Linked DNA regions of Mus musculus: region 2 is linked to region 1. A link is a loop called in an ENCODE intact Hi-C map of the cell type or tissue named here. Cell type or tissue: heart. All regions are shown on one strand. Each heading gives the region's core, and the rest is flanking DNA. Links, peaks and the distances in the headings are about the cores only.

Region 1 (12,723 bases), core at 5,069-10,068:
TTCCTGGCATGTAAGTGAAAGCAGGACATGGTTGCATATACATGGCTGCATGTACAGGTAACATTAGGGTCCGGAAGCTGAGACAGGTGGCTCCCAGGACATGTCTACCAGTCAATTTGGCAAAAATGGGTAGCTTCATATTCTCTGAAAGATGCTGTTTCAAAAACTAAGGTGGAGAGTGATAGAAGCTATCTACTATCATTCTCTGGAATGCTCTTACATACACACCTGCATAGACTACAGACACTACAACTACCACCACCACACCACCAGCCCACCACCACCACCAGCAACACCAAAAACAACAGCAGCAACAACAGTGACAAGAATTTCTATCGACTAAGAGCAAAAAGCAATACCTTTAAAAGAAAAGTTTAATAGAAAGTTATTAAAAGAACTCAGCAAATGAGACTCTTTCCTATCTCTACAGATCCGTACACATGTGTAAAATAACACTTTGACAAGAGACAAACATGTCATGTGATCACATATCACACTTCAGGAATATGTAATATCAGAAACAAACGAACCAACTTTACTAGCTGTATGCTCTTGTTGTTGAGGCGCTGTGAAGGACTTTGCTGCTTCATTTGAAGTTTTTTTTTTTTTTTTACACAGAACTCACAGATTGTTGTCTCATGTTCCTTCCAATCTTCACATTCCATTATTGTGAAACTAATTCTTTAAAGACTATATAAATAGAATGTCTTTCATGTGATCAATTTCTTCAGCTAGTTGTAGAAGGGTGGGCTTAATAAAAAACAGAGAAGGAAAAAGTAGCAGTGATAATAAATGCTATTATAATGATTATTCCTTGACAAATACCCACAGGAAATTTAGGCCACCCAGAGAAGAAATTCAGGATTGTCACATAGACAAAATGAAATGATACATAGATCTATTTATAGTTCATATATATGCTTGAACCTCATGTGAAGAGACTTACTTTGGGTCACAAAGTATGCTATATATGCCTTGCATCAAATTGTGAGCAGCAGGCATGAATGCTCACATGTGTGTTTGTGTGTGTGTGTGTTGCTGAAGACCAAACCCAGAGACTTGTACAGGCTTGGCAATTTATCTATCATTGAGCAATAACTTCAGGCCAGAAAAAAGTTACTGTCTGTAGTCTAAGAATTTTATTTTATTTATTTGTTTGTTTGTTTTTCGAGACAGGGTTTCTCTGTGTAGCCCTGGCTGTCCTGGAACTCACTTTGTAGACCAGGCTGGCCTCGAACTCAGAAATCCACCTGCCTCTGCCTCCCAAGTGCCCGGCATCCAAGAATTTTAAATTCATTTTTTTTTATTTTGTGAAAAGAGGTTCTTAGTTTCAAAAATAATCTGGATGACTGGTGGATGACAAAAAATTCTGTTACACAAGAGATTAGACACATAGTACCTATGTAAGTGCTTTGAGAGTAACATAGTATTAGAAACCAAGACAATGTTCTCATTATAGAGCCAGGACAAATAACAAAGTTATTTTTCAATTTTTTCAAAAGAGTGATACTCATAATAGGAAACAGAAAATGATTGATGCCTGAAGTCTGATCAGTGAATGGGCTTTTCCTGTAAATTAAAATTGAATGTAATAATTGTCTAACACATTTTGTTTTACTTTATGTGTACTGGTGTTTTGCCTGCATATGTATCTGTATCACATATGTACCTGGTGTCTGTGGATGCTGGGACTTAAACCTGGATACTCTGGAAAAGCAGCCATCACTTGAGACTCAATTTCTAATCTTAAAAATAGCGTGGTAGGAGGAACAATAAGTGTGGGTTTAATAAGGCCTAGGATTATATTTTTGTCATCTAACCGTGACAAGCCATTCATCTTTGAGTTTACAATTTTCATCCATAAAACCAGGGAGCGAATCTGAATGTTCCCTTTAAGTTCTAAAGCCCATGATTCTGTGGTTAAACACAAATATGAGCACAGAGTTTCTAGACATGTAGAAAGTCACAGATTCATTTCATAAATGCTAGACTGATATTTAGAAAGTCGCTTCTAGTCCCATTCAACCTAACCATTCATTTGTAGTAAACATAACCAATATCAATATGATAAATTCAAAGATGTTCACTGCCAAAGCCACAAAGGAATTTGAAAGAAAACTATGAGTATCTTCACAAGACCTTCAGAGCAAATTTATGATTTCATAGCCTTTTATGATTCTCATTTAATAAATGAAAACAATAAAGACAGATTACACAACATCACAATTAGCATTGTTTCACCATTAAGTTCAATCTTTCAATTAAGTCTTTCTAAGCCTCTGCTTACATATTCTTTAAATATCCATAAACATTTCTTGGGTCTACTGGGTGGTGGTGTTACATGCCTTTAATCCCAGCACTTGGGAGGCAGAGGCAGGCAGATCTCTGAGTTCGGGGCCAGCCTGGTGTACAAAGTGTGTTCTAGAATGGCCAGGGCTACACAGAGAAACCCTGTCTTGAAAAAAATCAAATATATAAATATCTATATGGAAATGAGATAATAGACTACAGTACAGAAAATGATCTTCTAACACTGTGAGAGTACTAATTTAAAGGATGAGAAATGGTATCCAACTGACATGCTCATCCTTTGGAAACTTGGCACCTAAGAGGGTGCCGTCAGTGAAAGAGGACGCGCATTCCCAGCTTCCAGAGGGATGTATGGAACACACGAAAAGAGCTTTGCTCATTTCCCAGTAGCATGCTTATTGCAAAATAGCAACTCACTATACGTTTATAAGAATGGTATGGGGGCTACCAATTGGAATTTAGAAACCACAGAGTGTACCAAAGTGTCACCATTAGTTAAAAATGAAAAAGAAAACTTCTCCTCATGCCAACAGCGTGCTATACTCTGGAGAAGGTGGCCAACCTTGTCAAGGCAGCTTTAAAGGATAGGGCTGTAGTCATAGTAGCCTCAACTAACATACACTCTTTTTAAAAAATATTATTCCTATTGTGTGTGAGAGTAACTGGTAAAGTGAGGTGCACTTTCCATGCCTTGGAGTGCATGTGAGGACCAAAGAAGCTTTGGGGAGCTGAGTCTGTCCCTTACCGGGGTTTTGCTGATCCAACCACGGCAGCCAGGCTTGTACACCAAGCACCTTTGCTCAGTGAGCCATCTCAGTGACCACTGACATATTTTACTCCTAGTGAATCAGATGACAGGAAAGGAGGGAAGGGGGACCCTGAGGGAGAGCTGAGAACATATCCTCTTTGAAATAATGACTCACTTCCCTTGATGCTAAAGTCTATGACAAGACAGAGGAAATCAAGAGGAAGCAGAGGTATGGAGTTAAAGTGTTAAGACAAAGAGTTTACAGGCACTGACAGACAGAGTCCAATGAAGATGGGCAGGGTGAACTGGACAGGCGAAATGAGGAACTGGCAAAAGAGGTCAAAGTCACTGATCAGTACTATTGCCCAGGAAGGGTGGGAGGAGAAAGGAGACTCAGAAGTTGATGTTGTTGATGTTTAGCGTCACCTCAGATAGAAAGAAGCTAGAAAAGAGAATAAGTGGCTTTTAAGCATCCACTTTAATAATTAAAAGAAGTGAATGTACAGCTCAGAGCTTATTGTCTGTTGGGAGGAGACCAATGTGGTGTTTGGATAAAGGCTTTTATAAGAGACAGCTGCATACTGAGATTTGTCTGTGGAGAGGCTACTGAACTCCGGCATTGTTTGAGTCACTCCTCAAATGAAGAGGATGGGTCTTCTACAGAGTGTGCTGGGGGCTGAGACACCATTTTTAAAAGTCATATTTCTGGGGGGTATGGTTGTGCAGAACACTTAAATTTTGCAAAAAATAATTAATAAATCACACACACACACACACATATATATATATATATACATACATATATATATGGGGAGAGAGAGAGAGAGGTAGAAAAGAGACACAGAGAGACTAGAAGAAAAAGTATCAGCTTAAAACAAAGTGGAAATGTTTATTGGTTACAAACAAATGATTTAAGTATGAGATTAGCTGATGATACAAGGTTCCAGCAACCAGTCATTTCACAGCTTCATCTATTTTAGATGAGGTTTCCTGTAAAGGTTGCATCAGCAGCAGACACTTAATTCAGTTCCGGCTACTTATGGATATGCTTACATTAAGATAAAAGCCTCATGCCCTTCCATTTCACACTGTAAATTATAATTTCCACGTGCTTCCTAGGCTGTCACGATCAGAGGACTGCACTTAGCAAGCATTCTGCTGACAAAGAACTATGCCTTTTCAAAATTTGCTTGAAGGATAGGAAACAGCACACAAAGGAGCCCCATTTTCCTACAAGTTGTAAATCAGAGAACGCCCAAAGTACAAAACCGCAAAGTCTTCTACTCCTCTTAAAAAAATACTTGGGTAGCCTTGAGCTCAAGGACAGTGTGTCCCTCATCCACAAACTCCAAGAATGTGCTCAGAGAGAATTTATCTATTGAGATGGATTTTCTTGAACATGTAAAGGAAAGAAAGACTGTGTTTCTTAAAATGTTAGGTATGGCAGGATAGACCCCAAAATCTGGTTAGGTGAACTGTCTCCTTAGCAATTCTTAGTGCCTGTAAGGTAAGATAGGTGCAGTGCCCAGTGACTCTACAGAGACCCCAATCAGGTACACACTCCATGCACCCCAATGCGGCTGTCCTGTGATTCACTTTGCTATCACTTCATCAGCTCCATCTTGTCATCAATGCTTTCCCAACCTTACTCATTCTGTGACTTGAGGCTAGAGAGTTGACATTTAAAGCTGTTTGCTTACAGCTACAATTAAAATGAGGTTATAGTGAATCTCGGTAACTCTAGTACGATAGAATAGGCCCTGTTCCACAATGTTTCTGCCGTGTAAATTTCAGTCCAAATTCCTTTCAAATCATTTTAACATTGACAAGTATCCCTGAGTCCCACCTATAATCTCTAAAATCAAGTAACTGTGCTGCTCAAAACCAAGCTGCTTTTCCCTTATGCAGTATTGTCCCCATTCCACTGAAGTCATCTGTGACTTGCTCTCTTTTGATTACAGCAAATCACACTACACTTCTGTCTCCCAAATTTTCTGCATGACTTCCTCTTTTACATCCTGTCTTTCTCAGTCTGTCTATTTAACCAAATCCCTCTCCCACAGAGTACTTTCCCCAGGAACACTTCCTTGCACTCGTTGTTCATCTGCATCAGTTTGGTACCAGGCTTTTTCTCCTAAGGTTGGTCAGCTTACTCATAATTTGTCTGAGATGATGTGCCAACTACAAATTATTATCTTAAAAACCCATGTACTTTCCCCTGGTAGCTTTACACTACCAAGGTTTTGGAAAACAGATCTAGGAATAACATAATTTTTTTTACCTCTTAATCGAGGTTACATAGAATTATAGTAGTGTTTAAATAGTCACTTTCTTTTATTAAAAAAAGGGGGGGGAGGCATATATTATGATACTCATGTCAAGCAACAAATTTGTATTATGATGTATACTTAAGAAAGTGCATTGATACTAATTTGTTATGTAATGTGTGTGTGTGTGTGTGTGTGTGTGTGTGTGTGTTGTAAGCTAAAGGTCAACACTGTCTTCCTTTGTTGCCTTTCACCTTACTGAGAGCTCCTCTTGGTGAAATGGAAGCTTGCTGTTTTGGCTAACCTGGCTGGCCCGCCTGAACCAGAGACTTACCTCCTTCTGAATCCTCAGCACGGCAGCACTGATTCACAGACACGCAACAGTGCTTGCCTTCTCCTATACAAGGGTGCTAAGGATTGACATTTAGGTCCTCATGCTTGAACAGCTAGCATTTTAACCTACGAACCAACTCCTTCCTCTGTCTAATTTTAAACAATTTAACATGTTTTAATGGTATTACTATCTATACTTTACAATATTGAGGTAAAAGACTTAAGGACGCTAGTTTTTTAAGTTCCTGGGCTTTGGAACTATCCCCATACTCCTGGTTATCACACAGCTCTGAGGTCCTCTAGATACTTTTTTTTTTTTTTTTTGGTTTTTTCGAGACAGGGTTTCTCTGTGTAGCCCGGGCTGTCCTGGAACTCACTCTGTAGACCAGGCTGGCCTCGAACTCAGAAATCTGCCTGCCTCTGCCTCCCAAGTGCTGGGATTAAAGGCGTGCGCCACCACGCCTGGCTAGATACTGACTTTTAACCTCCAACGGTGTTAATTCAGTTGTGCTAAGACAATATTACATATTGCAAACCAATGGCAAATTAAGATGTAGCTTAATGCTCTACATTCTGAGGTACAGAGGACATGGATAATGGGCTTCTGCCTATCCTGGAGGTGGCTGCTAAACTTGGAGATAGCAGCAGAGATATTAATTGGGTAGCTATTTGTCAGAAATTTTACCAAGTACGCGACGAAAAAGAATAGTTATTTTAAGTTGCACTCACCCTATGATTAATACCCTCTAAATATTCTATGGTTCTGGAGTTCAAAGCCAGCTGCATGTTGAATAGATCAGTGGCTACCAATACCAGGTTAGCACAAATATAAGTTACATGTTGCATAGAAAAAAGCTTGTTTAATGGGAACGAAGTCAACTATTAAAGAAAGTGGAAAGCAAAGCTTCTCACAGAGATGTTTTGGTTTGGGTGGACACTGACCTTGGGCTTCAACCATGCTAACCCAGTGTAAATCATAATACTAGAAAGGATCACAGCTTGCGTTTAATGAAATAGAAAAGATGGTTAGTCTAGTTAATTTTCTTTAGTAGCTTTAAGGGGTATATTAGTAATTTTAGCCTAATAAATCCACACCATATTTGAAAGTACATTAATCTTTCTTTGCGTTTTTTTGTTTGTTTGTTTGTTTTGTTTTGTTTTTTTGGAGACAGGGTTTGTGTAATCTTGGCTCTCCTGGAACTCACTCTCCAGACCAGGATGACCTCAAACTCCAATCTACCTGCTGATTGCCACCATGCCTGGCTATGTTTTTATTTACTTACCAGACAGGGTCTTTCTACATAGCTCTGGCTGTCCTCAAAGTGTGTAGACCAGGCTGCTTCCTGAGTGCTTGGAATTAAAGGAAGGCACCACCACCCCGGCTCTGGTAAGGGTTTTGTGATACAAAAGTAAATGAAAATACACTCTACCACTGTGTTACGTGTCCAGTCCTTTTCACAAATCCTCTTCCATCTAGTCTTCACAACTCTGATAGACACTATCACAAACCATATAAATCAAATAGAAACAAGCTTCTTATGTAGCAGTAGTGAAGTAAAGCCAAGAAAAATGAGGTCAAACACTTTTATTCCCAATCTGCTTTGGACATAAGAAAAACGTATTACAAAATAAACATTCTGTGGTCTTATTAAACTATCTTCAACATCAGTTTATGTTATAGAAACACTTTTAGCAGAGTATAAAAAATGAGTATCTGAGCTTAAACTACATTTTAAAACAGGGCTATATCAACACTTCCAAAAATCAGTCTAATTTTCAAAGAAACTGCACTTGACATATTCATATATCCAAACATTTAAATGCGCTTAGATAGTGATCAGTTACAAATAGTCAGAATGAATTTTGCTAAGGTAAAAGGGAAGCTGGTGTTTTTATCATGTCACTGCTGGCAAACACTGCCATCTGGTGGTCACTTCTTGCTGAAGACGATCTTCTATTCGAGATCTGCTCAGGGAAGCTGAAGGGACAGTGCTTGTATACTTACACTCACTTCCACTGACTGAATTAGAATGCGCTTGAGGGATGAATCACACCAGAGTGTTGTTCTAGAGACTTGTTAACACTGAGGTAGGAACACATCCTGGAGTCATGCATTCTCTCTCTCTCTCTCTCTCTCTCTCTCTCTCTCTCTCTCTCTCTCTCTCTCCCTCCCTCCCTCCCTCCCTCCCTCCCTCCCCCCACTTCTGCTGAAACCTGGGGAAAGCTGACAACTGCAAAAATACTGGTAGGAACCTAAACTTCCTTTTCCCACGACCACAGGGCCAATGAGAACGGCACCAAAAGACCCGCTGCTGCTCGTCTACCCATTACTGATTCATCTCCACTCCAGAAGTCTAAAGAAACAGAAGACGATCAGTTTCACTCCAATGGTCAAATAACTGTGTACTGACTGTCTCAGGTGATCCTAAAGCCAACTCACCAATGTAGTAAAAGCCCAAGTGTGACCGACTGAAGGAGAAAAGAGAGAACTACAGATTGCATTAAGTTGTTCTATTATTTATTACATGTAAATCCAGAATCTGAGGCAAGTCATTTTTCTACCTGTTTAAGGCAGAGTCTGAACATCACAGTGAAATAAAAATGATGTCCATGTTTTGCAATTACTGCCAATGAAGTTTTTTTCACACGTTATTTTATATTTAAATTAGTTACCTGAAAAATTTTAAGAAACAGAGTGCTTGGCAGATTTACTATTAATCAGACCTTGGAAGCTCTGAGTCTAAAGAGGCTTTATTTCCATAATTTACTGGCTTTGGTCCAAAAAAGACCAATATACTGGCTAAAAATAAAATTATAGCATCTAAAAAAATAATACATATCAGAAATCTATTAGTCTCCCCAAAAGCTGGCTGCTTCCAAACTCGATTTAATATTCTGCATGTTTTCCCTCCGCTGCTTGGTAAACACATTGGCTTCTCCTTTCTGCAGCCGGCGTCTGGCAGCCGCCTTCTGCTGCCTTGTCAGCTGACGCTTCACCTTCTGCTTCACCAGTTCCTGCAAAGATCTTGTGAATTAGTATCACTGACAACCATCTTGATAAGGAGCAGAGAAATCATTATCAAATTATTATCCAAGATTTACACTGGTAGTATCTTTCAAATTTACATGTTAAAGATGAATTTTAAGAATCCTAAGGACACTATATGAACTAGTAGATAAAACAGGAGAAGCTGTTGAAAGTTTTTAAAATTTATATTCTTCCCAGAAATACAGATTATACAGCAAAAGTGGTCAGTTTAAATTATCAACTGCTAGAGTGCCACCTAGTGACCATTATGAACAATGAGTTGGGGGGAAAAACCCGTCTTGGTAAAACACATGATTTTGTAATTATTTGCTCGCTCCCTCCCTCCCTGAGGTAAACTCTCCTGTAGCCTGGGTGCCCTGGCTGGCCTTAAACTGGACCGTAGTCAGATGGCCTCGATCTTCTAGCCCCTGCCTGCCCTTCCAAAGGCTGGAATTACGTAGCCAGCCCTGTGGTGCTTGGGACAGAGAAGAGGCCTGGGGGCGGCAGTCACGCATAGGAAGTCCTCACAGAGTATGCAGATGCAGAGCACTGTCTCATAGTTAACAACCACAAATGCCATATGTACAAATCACATGACTGAAAACGTTTTTTTAAAAAATTCAGTTCATAATGACTTTTGGTTTCTCTTATAGCCCAATTCCAAACAATGTACAAATCCTACACGGTAATTTTTTGTGTGTAAGAAAAACCTGGGTACAACATGAAGTAAAATATTGTGTTATTTTAGCAACTACATGGAAATCATCACTTGCTGTTAAGAGTAAAAAGGTCTCCCATTAGCTCTAGCCACATGTATGTATAAAGGCAACAATTACTTAATTCTGTTTCATGTTTTCAAGAACAGAATTTACAAATGACTATTGTGTTTATAAATTATAAGTTTATGTATAGCATAAGAGCCAATAAATAGGAATGATAAAAGAATTAAGGAGGGAACAGATTTTATGATACAATTTTAAGGAATTTAAGCCCTTTTTGTCTTTATATAAATTCCAAAACCACCACCACCAAGTCCACTGAGGTAACTGTTTTCTTCTGTCATCTTTACAAAACAGAAAAGAAGCAGTATGAGAAAAGTGTCAGGAGGCGTTGGCTATGGCCTGCCATCCTAGCAGCTGAGAGCAGAGGCATGAGGAGCAAGGGTGGATGAAAGGAAGCAGAGCTGGGAAGGGAAACTCTGCTCAGAATATAGTGTACGAAAAAAAATGATTTTCAATTAAAAGTTTAAAGACAACCTTGTGTGCACAGAGATCTCTGTTCATGGAGTTAGGCTGAAGGTCTTGTATTCTCCTTAGGATACAGGCTCATCTACAACTCACAAAGCTCAAGACAAAACCTTGAAGACTAAAACCACAACACATGAGAAGAGCAGCCTCTGCCTGGTAAAGAGGAACTAGAGCAGCTTGACATCTGCTTCCATCGGCACAGCCACACAGAAGGCCACACAAGTCTGAACCTGCTACCAATTCTGTTCTGATACTGCGAAATCAAAGAAAGGGGGCAGATAAATCCCAGTAAGAACAGAGAGTATAAAAGCGAAAAGCAAAAAGGTTATTTAATGAACTGCGAGATATCTGTACTGAAAACTTTATCTTTTTTTTTTTTTTTTTGGTTTTTTGAGACAGGGTTTCTCTGTATAGCCCTAGCTGTCCTCGAACTCAGAAATCCACCTGCCTCTGCCTCCCGAGTGCTGGGATTAAAGGCGTGCACCTCCATGCCTGGCTCAAAACTTTATCTTTTAATGTATTACATGCTTCACAGATTTCAATTTTATATTTAGAAAATCAAGTAAATTTTCTTAGACAAGTTTAGAAGGAATATGAAAAAATTACATTTTTGAGAATTTCACTGTTATTGCTCTGCCAAATCCTAAATGTTTCTGAACAGCCCCAGAACTGTAATAGAAACTACTATTAGCTATTTTTTACTTTATTCTTCTGTGTGTACATGCATCCTTGTGTGTACACGTGTGTGCTGAAGCCAGAGGCCAGCATATATAGTCTTCCTCTGCCACTCCCCATCTTGTTCGTTTGAGACAGGGTCTGTCTCTCACTGAACCTGGTGACAGTCAACAAGCTCCAGGAATTCTCCTGTCTTCACTTGTTTGTGGTGAGTTAACAGACATACCTCACCACGTCTAGCTAGCTTTTTATGTGTGCATTTGGGATACAATGTCATTCTGGATAGCTCTCATTTAATATTATAATGTCTCATTCTATCCAAAACAAAACATTCTAATTCACTAATAACATCTGAATTTTAATACATTTAGAAAAATGAAGTAATTTATCTTGAGTTTACTCTGTGTACAGCCATTTCACTTTTTCATTTTTTCCCTTCTGAACTGTTTCCTTCTTTGTTCACTATGAGGAAATTATCTCTAAAAACTAGCTTTAGTAACACACAATTTTACTTAAACAGAAGAAAAGAGTCCAACATAACAAAAATTGCTGTAAAGCATCAAAATTTGATAAATTACTTACTATTTTGTTACATGGCTATTGCCAAGTTTACTTTTTAAATTTTAGACAGAAAATAATTTTTAGGAAGCACAATTAGTCTTCAAAACACACTGCATAATCCTGAAATGAGGCAGGTGGGTGACTTCTGCTGACTGCTAACGGATCAGGAAGGCAAGCAAACCCAACAAAGTCTGCCTCGATTCCTGAGAGGAATAATGACTTGTAAATCCCTGCTCTTTCCAAATGTCAGATGTGAATGAGACCTAGTAGCTGCATAATCCAAATGTGTGTGGAGTTAGAGAAACGCTTCTCCAAAGGCCACAGAGAGGGGGCTGCTTTGTGGGGTGCGGTCATCTCCACACTGACTCTTCCTTCTGGGTAGGTCTAAAGAGAGGCTGGCTTACATGCCAGAACCTCAGCTGGGCTAGAATATTCTGCTCCCTGTCCTGTCTAGAAAATATCCCTTTTGTAAACTGCTTGGATACAAATGTAAGATGCCCAAGGGACCAACAAAAATTTGATAGTAAAGACATTTAAAATCACCCATTTCCCAGATGTAAGCAAGGGGGGGGGGGGGTGATATACCTCTACATTTCAGCCATATTGCTACCTTTGGGCAATGTCATGTAACCTTCCTTGTTAAAAACCAAAGACTGAATCATGGGGAACTACAAACTACATTAACATTTTATTCCATAAATTTAAACTAATTTATATGTTGCCTTATCCCTGAAAGCTTTGCTTATTCCTGGTGAAAACTTCTACATGCTGACCATGTTATAACATTAACATATGAGATCCAAATATCTAAATGACCTGAAATCCTGACAGTACCCAAAGGTCACCACTCTGCCCACAGCTCTGACCCCAACAACTGGCACATGTAGCACTTACTGGAGGGATTGTTGAACAGCTTAGGGCACTGCCCGCAGACGTAACACTCAATGTTCTTGTTCTATGCCGAGTAACACTACTCATACTCTCTTCGTCTCTAGAATAAATAAAATTTAAGAAACAAGTTATCTAACCAGTTAATTTCTATAACGTAATATTAATGTGTCTTTTTTTGCAGTGAAGCATAAAGTGAAATGCCTCAGAATTATATTTATGAAAATAAAAATGAAACTACCTACAACTCAGTCCACTATAGTTTAACATTCTTAGAATGTTCTGACACAATGTTACCATCAAACTTTCCAAATAGAATGTTTTATAACTGAAATGTAATCATTTCCCTACAATTCATTTGTTTTTCACTAAATTATAAAAATCTATTTTTCACACTCAATATCATTTTGCCACATTCTGAACAAAAGCAGACATAGTATAGATACAATGTCCTCATTCTCTTTCTAAGACAGGGTCTCATTTGTATCCAAGGCTGATCCTCCTATCTCAGGCCTCTAGCCCCCCAGTGCTAGTGCAAGGATTTCCAGTATATAGCACCATGCCCAGCCAGAGGCAGTTCTCTGAAACTGCACTGTGAGTCAGAATAAATACTATCACCATGGTTATGTCTATACTTTTAAGTGCTCAATATTTTAATATAAACAT
Region 2 (12,723 bases), core at 3,023-8,022, 120 kb before region 1:
ATGTGCTAAAGCCGACATGTTGCTGAACAATGTAGGATTTCCCAGGCAAGCAAATGAGGAAATCTGAAAAAATTATTTACCTTCCTGAGCCTCTTTTTTTTTCTTCAGAACATCTCACTTACCTGGCCATTTCTAGGGAATCTTCTTTCACACACACATTCTCACAAACTCATGCATGTGCACACATGGGCACACACATACAGAGAGAGGGACATAGAGCCCTTGCTGATTCCTCACTTCTCCATAACTCCTTGAAGTGTCTCCTTTAGAGCATTGGGGCTCAGTGTCAAAATCCAGATCCAAAAGGCCAGTATAACAGCAGGTCAACAAAATGGCCTCACCGTTTAAAAGGCTGGTTTGTGGCCTTTTGTATTGTGGCATCTCTTAGAGTCACTTCTCACAAGTTACTCAGTACTTGTTATGAGGAAAACTATTGTTCTTATATCTCTATATTAGCAAATATTATTGTTAGGATTTTCTAGGATAACATGAAAACTGTCTTATAATTCCTGGCCACACAGAGACTTTGGGTAAGAGAAATCAGCCTCAGACTGACGAGGCATTCAAGATGTATTTTTCCATGGGTAAAGTAATTTATTCAGTAGCTGTTGTGATCTATCTAATGTACACAGGCTGAGTGAAAAAGGCTTAGCTACAGTGTGAGCTGCAAGTGCCTCCTGGCTGCTGTGTAGTGCGTAGATACCCAGAGGCACTTTGTTCCCCATTGACTACACCATACAGCCACGCCTTGGTTCCTAAGGGTGTTCCAAGTGAGTGACAAGAGGCAATGAGCCATTTGCCTGTTGCTGTTTCACCCGAGGGTTCCTTCAGTTCCCTTCAAAGACACCCTTTCTCCTCTGCTTTCTTCTGTGTGGCCAAGTGAGAGTGAGGACAGCTTTTCAAATCAGAATCACAAAGCAGGGAATCTTGATGTAAATGTGCATTCAGAGGAAGAGGGGTCTAGAAGCACTTGAAGCCTAGAGTGCATATCCTTAGTTAAATGACTCAAACAGGAAGTACACCTTCTCATCAGCTTGGTTTCTAGATGACAAGCACAACTGTCTGCCTCACTTCATTGACTTCTAGCCTCAGTAATCAAGGAAGGAATTGTGATATTCTATATCTCCAAGGTCCTTGTTCTAACAACACTCTGTGATATAGCCAGATGTGGGGGTTAGGGGGGAGGGTTGGTAGTTTGTCTCTACCCAATTCTTACCATAGATAGACATGGTAAGATGGTTTAGAGTCCATGTAGTCCTCATGGAAGCAGCACCAGACTCAAACCAATACCAGGAGAAACTCAGAAACTGAAGGAATCCTGAAGGAAAGGAAAGTATGCTCTCCCACTCCACCTCCACCAGACCTCCCTCTTCCCTGGGGCCTCAAGTCTCTCCAGGATGAGGCCCATCCTATCCCACTAAGGTCAGACCAGACAGATCTCTGCTACATATGTGCCAGGGGCCTTGGACCAGCCCGTGCATGCTTCTGATTGGTGGTTCAGTCTCTGGGAGCTCCCAGGGGTCTGGGTCAGTTGAGACTGTTGATCTTCCTATGGAGCCACTCTCCCTTTCAGCTTCTTCAGTTCTTTCCCCCTAATTCAACCTAGGGGGTCCCTGATTTCAGTCCACTAGTTGGGTGTAAGAATTTGCTTCTGTCTCAGTCAGCTGCTTATAAGGCCTTTTCAGAGGGCAGCCAATGCCAGGCTCCCATCTGTAAGCATATCATAGCATAGTAGTGTCAGGCCTTGGTGGTCCCCCTTGGATGGATCCCAAGTTGGGCTGGTCATTGGATCTCCTTTCCTTCAGTCTTCTCTATTTTGATCCCAGCATATCTTTTAGACAGGAACAATTCTGGGTCAGGAATTTCGACTGTAGGTTAATAACCCCGTCCCTTCACTTGAGGCCCTGTCTATCTACTGGAGGTGGACTCTTTGAGTTCCCTTTACCCAGTGTTGATCATTTTGGCTGAGGTTGCCCCCAATGAGTCCTGAGAGTGTCTCACCTCCCAGGTCCCTGGTACCTTTCTAGAGGATCCCCCCACCTCCCACTCCATGAGGTTGCTTATTTCCATTCATATATGTATTTTTAATGAAATTTAAAATTTATAAATAAATAAATAAATAAATAAATAAATAAAAGCAATGCTCTTGATTGAAAAGATGCCAAAGAAAGAATCCCAGGTAAAGTGGTCTAAAATAGAAACTATCCCTTTTATATTTAAAGGGGATCTAAAGGATAGTCTGTCTAATAATTATAAATAATATTTGTCAAAAACTGACAAAGAGCAGCTTTGGAACCACAGGATAAATAGAGGTAGGCAGTGACGTATGGCAATGATGACTGGGGTCAGTGCTATAGCAGCTGATGGAGGTAAGCACTCAAGAGCTGTTGAGGGTTCATGCTGAAAGCCACTAGTTGGGGGCGAGGAGAGGGGCGGTGCTGCTGATGGCAGCCAGCAATTAGAAAAATTACTCAGCAGACTTTTCTCTGAGGGAACAAAGCTGGATCCATTGGGGTTGCTACTCCCAGTGAAAAACTCCAAACTCTTCTAACTCTTTAGGGGCCTGTAAGAAAGAAAAGGAAAGAGAGAAAATTCATAAACACACACATACACACTGAGTATATGCAGCAAAACAGGCTCTAATAACTTAATACATATATACATACATGCCTACAGAGAGGCAGACATACATAACATGTTCACACATTGAATGGATGGAGCAAAGCTCCAACAAGCAGGCCCCAAACATTTCACACATACACATATATACTTGTTTACATGTCTACATTTATGTGTATATGTAGTGTGTAGTTTTTGCTACCCTGCTTTAAGCTCCAGGTGAACAGTGCTACCAGCCCCACCCAGGTTCCCTTGGATCTGTGGATGAAACACACACACACACACACCACACAACCTACTTACAACCTGCCTTATTGGCTCAATTGCTGGGCACTTCTAATCTCCCATGGCTAGTATGTCCTTTCCAATACTCTTAGTTCAGAACCCTAAATCTACCCTCAGCTTAGTTATGCTTCTAACATCTCTCCTGGAAAAGCAGCTTATGGCTGCTCTGCCCGAGATTTCACATGGCTGGTCACCTTTCTCCCTCCAAAGCATGGCGTAATTTCACTTTCTCTTCCTGCTTCTCTTAGCCTCCTGCAGGGACTCAGAAATCCCACCTCTTTCCTTCTGCCCAATTGGCTCCTAGCATCTTTAGTCATTGATCAAGAACCAACTGGGAACAGGACTTTAGCATCAGAACCACCTGCTACGCATATATGCACATATACACACAGGCTTCAACACACTTTATTTTTTCTTCCATAGCTTATATATCCCAGCAAAATCTTTCAAGCAGTATAAAATTACAATATAATTACATTCTATTTTTCTTCTAGTGAATGACTATGGAAAAACAGTATGTTCCCAATAGCTTTACATAAAAAACATTATGTAAACAAAACAAATTATTCCCAAGAACCCATATATATTCGTAACTAAGCAATTTATTATAGATTAACAAAGTATGAGCAAGCAAGGTAGTTCTCAACCAGTTTCTCTTACTGGCAGGCAGCAATTAAATATAAAACTCATGCATTTGACCAGATGCTAACAGTACTTCATGATGAAAAGCACAAGTTAGTTATAGAAGAGAGCTTCCTTAACATTTAAAAGGAATCTTCGAAAACCATACTGTTAAAATTGTCTTTAGTGTTGAAAAAAATGAAATTAATTTCTTGGGCTGAAGAGATGGTTCAGTGGTTAAGAGCACCGACTGCTCTTCTGAAGGTCCTGAGTTCAAATCCCAGCAACCACATGGTGGCTCACAACCTTCCGTAATGAGATCTGACACTCTCTTCTGGTGCATCTGAAGACAGCTACAATGTACTTAGATATAATAATAAATAAGTCTTTTTAAAAAAAGAAATTAATTTCTTTAACAGTAGTCTTTTCAAGCTACTTCTATCCAGCATCATTTGAAAATTCTATCCAAGAAACTATGTCAAGAAAAATTTTAAAAAGGTGTCAATATTAGAAAACAACATACCAAATTACATTCATTACAAATGGCATAATCATATGTGTAAAAAACCTTAAGGTACACACCCACCAATCTGAATATAAACCTATTCTAGGCCATAAGTTTGCAGAGGATAACATCCGTATATAGAGGCAGTTTCTTTTTAAACAGTAACAATGAATGTGATCAGTATGAATTAAAGAAACTAATTTCACAGACTAAACACATACTCCAGTGGTAGGACCATATTTATTGTGCATGAAATACAGTTTTTGATCCCTAGAATCATAACAAATGAAGACAGATAAGGGAGAAAGAAGGAGGCCATTCAGTATTTGTCCACCAAAATCTATTAAACAATGCTCAGATAAAGAACTTAATAAATAATTTATTAAATGCTCTGTTTGTTCATGAATAGGAGGAGATTGGATAGTGTTAAGATGAAAATATCTCTAAGTTGATCTGCTGAGTCAGTACAATTTCTGTAATCCTACTTAGCCCCTTGGTTAAAACTAAAAAAATAAAAATAAAAAGGCTCTAAAGCCCCACAGAACCTTAAAGAACCCAGAGAAGCCAAAACAGTTTTGAAGTAAGAAAAAACAGAGGACTTATACTAACACAATCTCAACCTCATAGCCATAGTACTTGGAATGATGTAGGACAGACAGACAGACTGATCAACGGCACAGAACTAAAATTCTAAATAAATCCTTATATTTAAGGATAGTGATTTTTGACAAGGCGATGAGGCTACCATGGCAATTCATTGAGGAACAGTTCTCGGTAACAGTATTGCATTGCGTATTCTCATGTGAAAGAATAAACTGGAACCACTTTCTCTAGTTCTATAAAAATAATCATAATAATAATTCAAAATGGATCAAAACCAGGATTCTAATAGCTAAAATTATTAAACTCTTAGAAGACTGAATAAACTTTATGACCTTGTATTAGGGGACAGTTATTATTATATGACAACAAAAGCACAGACAATGAGATAACATAGGTAAAAAAGAAAGTTCACCAAAATTAAGAACTTTCTGAAAGGATACTTTCAAGAAAATGAAGAAACAACAGAGAATGCCACAAAATATTTCTAAATCTTATACAATGAACTCAATAATGAAAATATAACCCAGATTAAACGGGCAAAAAGGAGCTAGAGCTATGACTCCATGGTTAAGAGCACATTGGGTTTGATTCCCAACATCCATGACTTGCTACGACCATCAGCATCTCCAATCTCATAGGATGCACCACCCTCTGGGCACTGCACACACCTGGTCCACAGATAGATGCCTGAAAAACACCAAATACACACACACAAAAACTTAAATTAAAAAAGTTGAAGAATAAAATAGGCAAAGACTCTGAACATTTTCCACAGAAAATATTCAAATAGACACTAAACATCATTAGTCAGCAGAAAATGCAAATCAAAACTACCTAGATTTAGACAATATAGTACATTAATATAATAGAGTATTATTCAGTATGAGAAGGAATGCTACAATGTGGATGAACCTGTAAAAATTCTGTTAAATGTAAAAAGCACACATATTGTTTGAAACTATTTATTGGAAGGAAATTTGTGTCTGCCAGATGGAGGAGGTGTATATAGAATGTTTTTTAACGAGCATAGGGTTTCTTTATGAGGTGATGAAAATGTTTCTGGAATTGAACACAGGTGATGATGTTACAATCTTATGAACTCAAAATTATTGAATTTTATACTCTATCCACATTTTGTAGTGTGTGAATTATATCTTAACAAAAAACTAAAATTATGTATAGCAGAACAGCAATTCTCAGGGTTTTTCCTCTGGATTGCCTTACATTTTCAAAATTATTGATGACCCCAGTAAGATTTTATTTATATGCATTAGAACTAATATTATCCCTGTTTGAAACTAAAACTAAGAATTTGAAAAAAATGTTGAATTAGAAACTTATTTTATAACAAAAGAATCTGATTACCTATTAACATAAATTACATCTTATGACAAATAACTACATTTTCCAAAACAAAAAGCTATTGTTTTACAGTTTTGTACATCCCTTTCAATGTCTGACCTGATAGAAGGCAGCTGGATTCTCTAACCTGCTTTTTCATGGATCTGTTGTTATATGTTTTTGTTGTTGAAGTGTAAAACAGGATTTAGCTTCATATAAATATGCAATTGGATATAGAGAGATTCACATAACTTTTACTATTTCTTGTGGATCGCCAAAGACCCACAAGCTGTAATTTACGAAAGACTAACTACAGTATTAATAGGACAAAAAGCCATTTCTGTAGCGGGTACTTGCTACTTTGTGGGTTCTTTCTTCTTCTTCTTCTCTTCTTCTTCTACCCTTCTCTGTCCTTTCAATCCTCTACCACTAGATAGAAAGGAAAAAGAATAGAAGGAAAAGAGGGCAATGTTATTGATAAGACTACTTTCTGCAAGTTCCTTGGGGCAAGTTTGATCTTCACTGTCAGGATATCTAATTATTTCTTCCTCCTCCTCCTCCTCCTCCTCCTCCTCTTCTTCTTCTTCTTCTTTTCCCTCCCCCTCCTCCTCTCCCTCTTCCTCCTCTTCCTTCCCTCCCCTTCCCCTTCCCCTTTCCCCCTTTTCCTCCCTTTCTCCCTTTTCCCCTTTTCTCCCTTTTCCCCTTCCCCCCTTTTCCCATTTTCCCCCTTTCTCCCCCTTTCCCCTTTTCCCCTCTTTTTCCCTTCCCCCCCTTTTCCCTTTTCCCCTTCCCTTTCTCCTCCTCCTCCTCCTCCTCCTCCTCCTCCTCCTCCTCCTCCTCCTCCTCCTCCTCCTCCTCCTCCTCCTCCTTCTACTTCATGCATGACTATTGACAAACTACAGCCAAACAACAACCTACCAACAATGATCAACAATACCTCTCCAGGGCCTTATCCTTTATATACCCTCAGAAACGTTCCCAGAATTCCAAACATCACATAATTGAAGAAACTATCTTCAGCTGGCAAAACCATACCTCTGCTAGAGCATGAGGCAAATTATATTCAGCTGCTGTGGACAGTCTGAAGCAGCTCCATATGCCACATCTGGGATTAAAACAAAAATATATTCCCTAATATTTCTGTTTTTTAAAGAAACCAAAATTCTCACCACACATTTCAATAAATATTTTTTCTTCTGTCTGTATAAAGACCATTGGTGTATCTAAAACTTTAGCTGAGCCTAGTTCTCATAAACACTTTGAAGCATCGTGTAGTGGTAATTTAGAAAAGCTTTGTTCAGAATTATGAAGATCCTTAAGAGGGCTGTTAGTTTCATTATATCCTCAAAAAGAAAAATACAGTTACTATTGTCACTATTCTTATTTTACAATATTAAGAGATAAAGTTATTGAATACAGAAGTACAAATGTTATCATAGGTAATAATGTCAAAGTAACAAGCTTTTTTTTTTCCTTTTCTTTTCCTTCCTTCTCTCATTTCCTTTCCCCTTTCTTTCATGTCACAAGTCCAGGCTGCCCCTGAACTAGTTGTGTAGCCAAAAAAGACCTTTGAACTTTTAATACAAGTGCTTTCTCACACCAGTGCTGGAGTTGTAGGTGCGCACCACCATGCCCAGTTTGTACAATGCTCTAGATTGACACCAGGGATTAATACATGTCATGTAAGCTAACACTCTGTCAACTAAGCTAGATCCTCAGTACTTAGGATTTAAAAGTTTTAGCTTAAAATAATTATAGCTTCACAAGAAATTGCAAAGAGGGAACAGAAAATACCCTAAATACTCTTCACCTGATGTCCTCTAATGGCTACTTATATAATTACAGTACAATATCTAAGCAAGCAAACTGGCAGGGAGGGGTACAGGGTGCCATTTTTATTACATGCACAGACTTATGCAATTACAGTGACAACTAATCTATAGAACCTTCTAAGAGGTGTAGAGACCCCTCTCCCTTTATAACCTAACTTCTAGCAGAAACAATCTCAATTTCATCTATAATTTGATTTCCAGGATACTGACAAATGGCTACATAGCATGTGACCCTTTCACCTTTGCTCTTTTCACTCCTCATAGTTTCCTTGAGACACATCCAAGTGGCTACATGCTTCAGCCATTCATTCCTTTCTTTTGGCAGACAGCATTTCATGGTATAAATGCAAGGCAGCTTGTTTAATCATTTCCCTTTGGGATTTCCATTTGCCTACACATTTGATTATTTGATAGTATTGCTCTAATTTGCATTTCCTTAGTGCGGAACATCTTTTATTGGCAAAATCTTTTATATGTTATTATTTCATTACTTTGTGAGAAATTATCCACTCAATACTGATGATTGAGAGGCCGTGATTTGTTAGTGTTCCTCTGTTAGTGAAAGAACCTAGTGGGGAAACCCCCACTCAATTTCTGTTCGGTGCGCACCCAAGAATCACGAACAGACGACCATCTTGATGTAAAAGCATGAGGTAGTTTAATGACGAAGCTCCAGGCCGACACATATCTCCAGCAGGAGACAGAGGTGTCGACCACATGGTGGAGCCATAATGGCGGAGCTCCGGTTCGAAACGTAACTCACGCAGGAGACAGTGGTTTTGACCCCGAGGCTTGGAAGCTAGGGGTTTTTATAGAAAAGGGGTGGGGCTGGTGGAGGAATTGGCGCGGTTTCACATGATTGGTCCATTTAAACATTAACAGACTGTCAGAAGGGCGGGAGATAGGGAGGCACTAGGCCAGTCAGGACATGTAACGATGGGCCTGCCCGGGCATGTCCTGGCCTGTTCTGCTATGTTCTCAGCCCCAGGTTTCAAAGCTCACAAACAACTCTTTGGGATATTTGACATAAATTACATGAATCACAAGTCTCAAGTTTTATTTCCTTTCATTCCCCTCTTCTTCTACTAAGTAGTTCTAATCTTAGAATTTCAGAAGTATGTGGAGAATAGAAATCATACTTTTTTTATAAGAACAAAAACAGAATAAGAAGGGATAGTGAACAGAACTAAGCAGGGACCCTTTTAGTGAGGCTTGAGGGTCTGGGCATGATGTAGGTGTACATGGATTAGATCTCTGGCTGCAACTGGTGAGATGTCTTTTGTGGTACCTGGCTCATTCCCTGTAGCCAATTGTGACCAGCCTTCTTTTTGCACCACCTGTAAGCCTTTTAACTTAGCATACAGATTATTATTACAACAACATGTAGGTTTAAACACATCATTTAAGACAGTGATGAACATGGGAGCCCCATAAAGGATCTTAAAAAGAGTAAGGCTGAATCAAAAGGAAGTATTTCTAGTTCTAAATAGGGCATGGGGAAGGAGCACCAAGTCTGTACCAGTCTCTTTTAGAATTTTATTAATCTGTTTTACCTGTCCTGAGCTTTGGAGTCTGTATGCACAATGTAACTTCTAACTAATCTTTAATATCTTGGCCAGTCCCTGATTTACCTGGGCAACAAAGCAGGTTCATTACCTCGGGAAGATTTCTTTTAGGATCTTCTTGGCTATCACATTTGTCGTCTCAGTTCTTTAATTGTGAGGCTACTGCCATCAGTGTACCAGCTCTTCTGCCAGAATGTCAGTGCAGTGATGAGTAGGTGAAGTCTCAGGCAGTAGGGTAGTGAGATTGAGGACAGCAGGTGGAGCGAAGGTCACTCATTCAGTCAACAAAAAGCTTTGATGTGTCACAGGAGCGTTGGTCGTCATCCATCAGTCAGGGAGCTTTCAGATAATGCTTTTAAGAGTGTGGGATGCCACTACAGTTATTTGCTGTCCCAGAGTGAGCTTATTAGCATCCTTGACAAGCAGAGCTATGGCAGCAATAGCTTACAGGCAAGAAAACCACCCGCTGGCAACAGGGTGTAACTTCTTGGATAGGTAAGCCACTGGCCTTTTTTAAAGTCCCAAAGTCTGAGAAAGGACTCTTCTGGTGACACCTGCTCTTTTACATAGAGACTTTTTGGTGATATGGGGTCCACAAAACATCTCCCCTTCCTTGGTTAGGGGGTACAACAGGGCAGCTAAGGTCGCCAACCCAGGTATCTAGAGTCTGTAGAAGCCAGCAGTACTCAAGAATTCTCTTACTTGCTTTGGTGTAGTTGGGGTGGGGATCTGAGTTACAGTCTTTTTTCTGGCTTTCTTTAGCCACTACTTCCCGTCTCGAAGGATGTATCTCAAATAAGTAACTTTAATCTGACACAGCTGAGCCTTTTTAGCTGAGGCTCGGTCTTCTGTTGCCCAGATTTCTTGTCTAGATCTTGTCTTTTTCTCTCCTATCACTGTGGCCAAGATTCTAGTCAAATTTCTCTTTTGTCTATGATCCCTCCTGTCCTTTTTTTTTTTTTTTTTTTTGCCTCTTGCCTCTCGCCTCTCTCTCTCTTTTCGTAATACACCTTCTCTGCCTCTTACTGGTTTTACTCTAAATATTTCTTATTTGGGGTATCTCCCTCATCTCGGACCTCTCTAATCTCTGTTATTTCTATTTTTCACTGTCTCTCCCGAGTCTGCTGAAGCTTTTGCTCTTCCTTACAGTCTAAGCTCACCTTTTTCTAGACCTCTATACAAATTTGTCAGAGCTTGGTGATTAGACTTGCAGGTGCTCCTTACCTGAGAAAGAAGTTTTAAGTAGACAGATGTCTCCCTCACTGGTTAGCAGCTTAGGGTGGGGCCTCTCTAGAAGAGAAAACACGTGGGGCAGGGAAGGGAAGGTAGCTCTCACAGCTGGCTGCGCCAGGCCAACTCAGGGAGCAGGGGAAGGCAGCGAACTCTAGTCGACCCTAGGAAGCCAGGAGGGGCCAGCGCGGGCCCTGTGGGCCTCACCCCTCTTTTTCTTCTTGCCCGTCCCATAGGCAGTGAATCCGTGGTGGTGGTGGGGTGGGCATCCCGGGGGAAACCTCTGCATCGGGTGTTCCCCCCTTGGTCACGGTTTCCCACGTGGCCAGTATGCGCTGCTGCCGCCTAAGCCGGAAGGTCTCATTCCAGTCCTGCGGCTGTGTGCAGCCAGTTTTTCTTAACTATCACTGACAAATTCTGTCTTAACGTCAGTTCAAGTCCGCAGTCGGCACTACACACACAGTCTGTCCTATGACGAAAACCACAAACAAAAACAAGACAGCAACACAAAAACAAGACAGCAACAGAAAATAAAAGACACCAGTATCTAAGCACACTTGTTCCTCACTCTGCCAGATGTGAAACCAAGGCACGAGGTGGGACTCGAACCCACGATCTCGCAACCCTAAAACCAAGGCACGAGGTGGGACTCGAACCCACGATCTCGTAACCCTAAAACCAAGGCACGAGGTGGGACTCGAACCCACGATCTCGCAACCCTAAAACCAAGGCACGAGGTGGGACTCGAACCCACGATCTCGCAACCCTAAAACCAAGGCACGAGGTGGGACTTGTACCTACGATCTTGTAACCCTAAAACCAAGGCACGAGGTGGGACTTGAACCCACAATCTCGCAACCCTAAAACCAAGGCAGGAGGTGGGACTCGAACCCACGATCTCGCAACCCTAAAACCAAGGCACGAGGTGGGACTTGAACCTACGATCTTGTAACCCTAAAACCAAGGCACGAGGTGGGACTTGAACCCACAATCTCGCAACCCTAAAACCAAGGCACGAGGTGGGACTCGAACCCACGATCTCATAACCCTAAAACCAAGGCAGGAGGTGGGACTCGAACCCACGATCTCGCAACCCTAAAACCAAGGCACGAGGTGGGACTTGAACCTACGATCTTGTAACCCTAAAACCAAGGCACGAGGTGGGACTTGAACCCACAATCTCGCAACCCTAAAACCAAGGCACGAGGTGGGACTCGAACCCACGATCTCATAACCCTAAAACCAAGGCAGGAGGTGGGACTCGAACCCACGATCTCACCACCCTAAAACCAAGGCACGAGGTGGGACTTGAACCTACGATCTTGTAACCCTAAAACCAAGGCACGAGGTGGGACTTGAACCCACAATCTCGCAACCCTAAAACCAAGGCACGAGGTGGGACTCGAACCCACGATCTCATAACCCTAAAACCAAGGCAGGAGGTGGGACTCGAACCCACGATCTCACAACCCTAAAACCAAGGCACGAGGTGGGACTTGAACCTACGATCTTGTAACCCTAAAACCAAGGCACGAGGTGGGACTTGAACCCACAATCTCGCAACCCTAAAACCAAGGCACGAGGTGGGACTCGAACCCACAATCTCATAACCCTAAAACCAAGGCACGAGGTGGGACTCGAACCCACGATCTCGCAACCCTAAAACCAAGGCAGGAGGTGGGACTCAAACCCACGATCTCGTAACCAGAAAACCAAGGCACGAGGTGGGACTTGAACCCACGATCTCATAACCCTAAAACCAAGGCACGAGGTGGGACTCGAACCCACGATCTCGCAACCCTAAAACCAAGGCACGAGGTGGGACTCGAACCCACGATCTCGTAACTGGAAAACCAAGGCACAAACAAATTCACAAACCGAGACACAGATTTACAAACCAAGACACAAATTCACAATCTCAGAACTGAAAAACCAAGACACAAATTCAGTGGTGCCACACTTAGACAACAGACAACATGTAAGACACACACAAACAAACGTACCTCCAAGGGGTCTTTCGGGGTTCCTGGGTGTCACGCAGATCTCGGTGGGACCTCCAAATGAAAGAACCTAGTGGGGAAACCTCCACTCAATTCTCGATTTGGCGCGCACCCAGGAATCA

The links. Hi-C counts contacts between places; a loop is a spot of excess contacts. Peaks named below come from ENCODE experiments on the same cell type or tissue, not always from the same donor. Only the 100,000 strongest peaks of a DNase experiment are listed, where the experiment ranks them.
Region 2: a loop joins it to region 1, with 3 times the contacts of the local background. A loop is called at or near these places in 11 of 42 quality-filtered maps.

The regions. Positions count from the first base shown.
Region 1 is chr17:17,389,405-17,402,127 of GRCm38, reverse strand. It overlaps Riok2 (RIO kinase 2), which reads right to left. Exons shown (of 10, transcript NM_025934.2): 9 at 12,064-12,160; 10 at 7,229-8,673. The coding sequence ends at 8,509. It overlaps Gm26873 (a long non-coding RNA gene), which reads left to right and starts at 5,435. Exons shown (of 2, transcript XR_003952270.1): 1 at 5,435-7,045; 2 at 7,939-8,279. In heart, for the core only: CTCF peaks have their summits at 7,579 (motif pointing left) and 8,944 (motif pointing left); no DNase peak of the experiment used is centred there.
Region 2 is chr17:17,504,831-17,517,553 of GRCm38, reverse strand. Gm41537 (a long non-coding RNA gene) reads right to left here. Exons shown (of 3, transcript XR_876645.1): 3 at 4,252-5,320. Among named protein-coding and RNA genes, the nearest start is that of Gm41537, 20 kb to the right of the region's middle. In heart, for the core only: no CTCF peak of the experiment used is centred there; no DNase peak of the experiment used is centred there.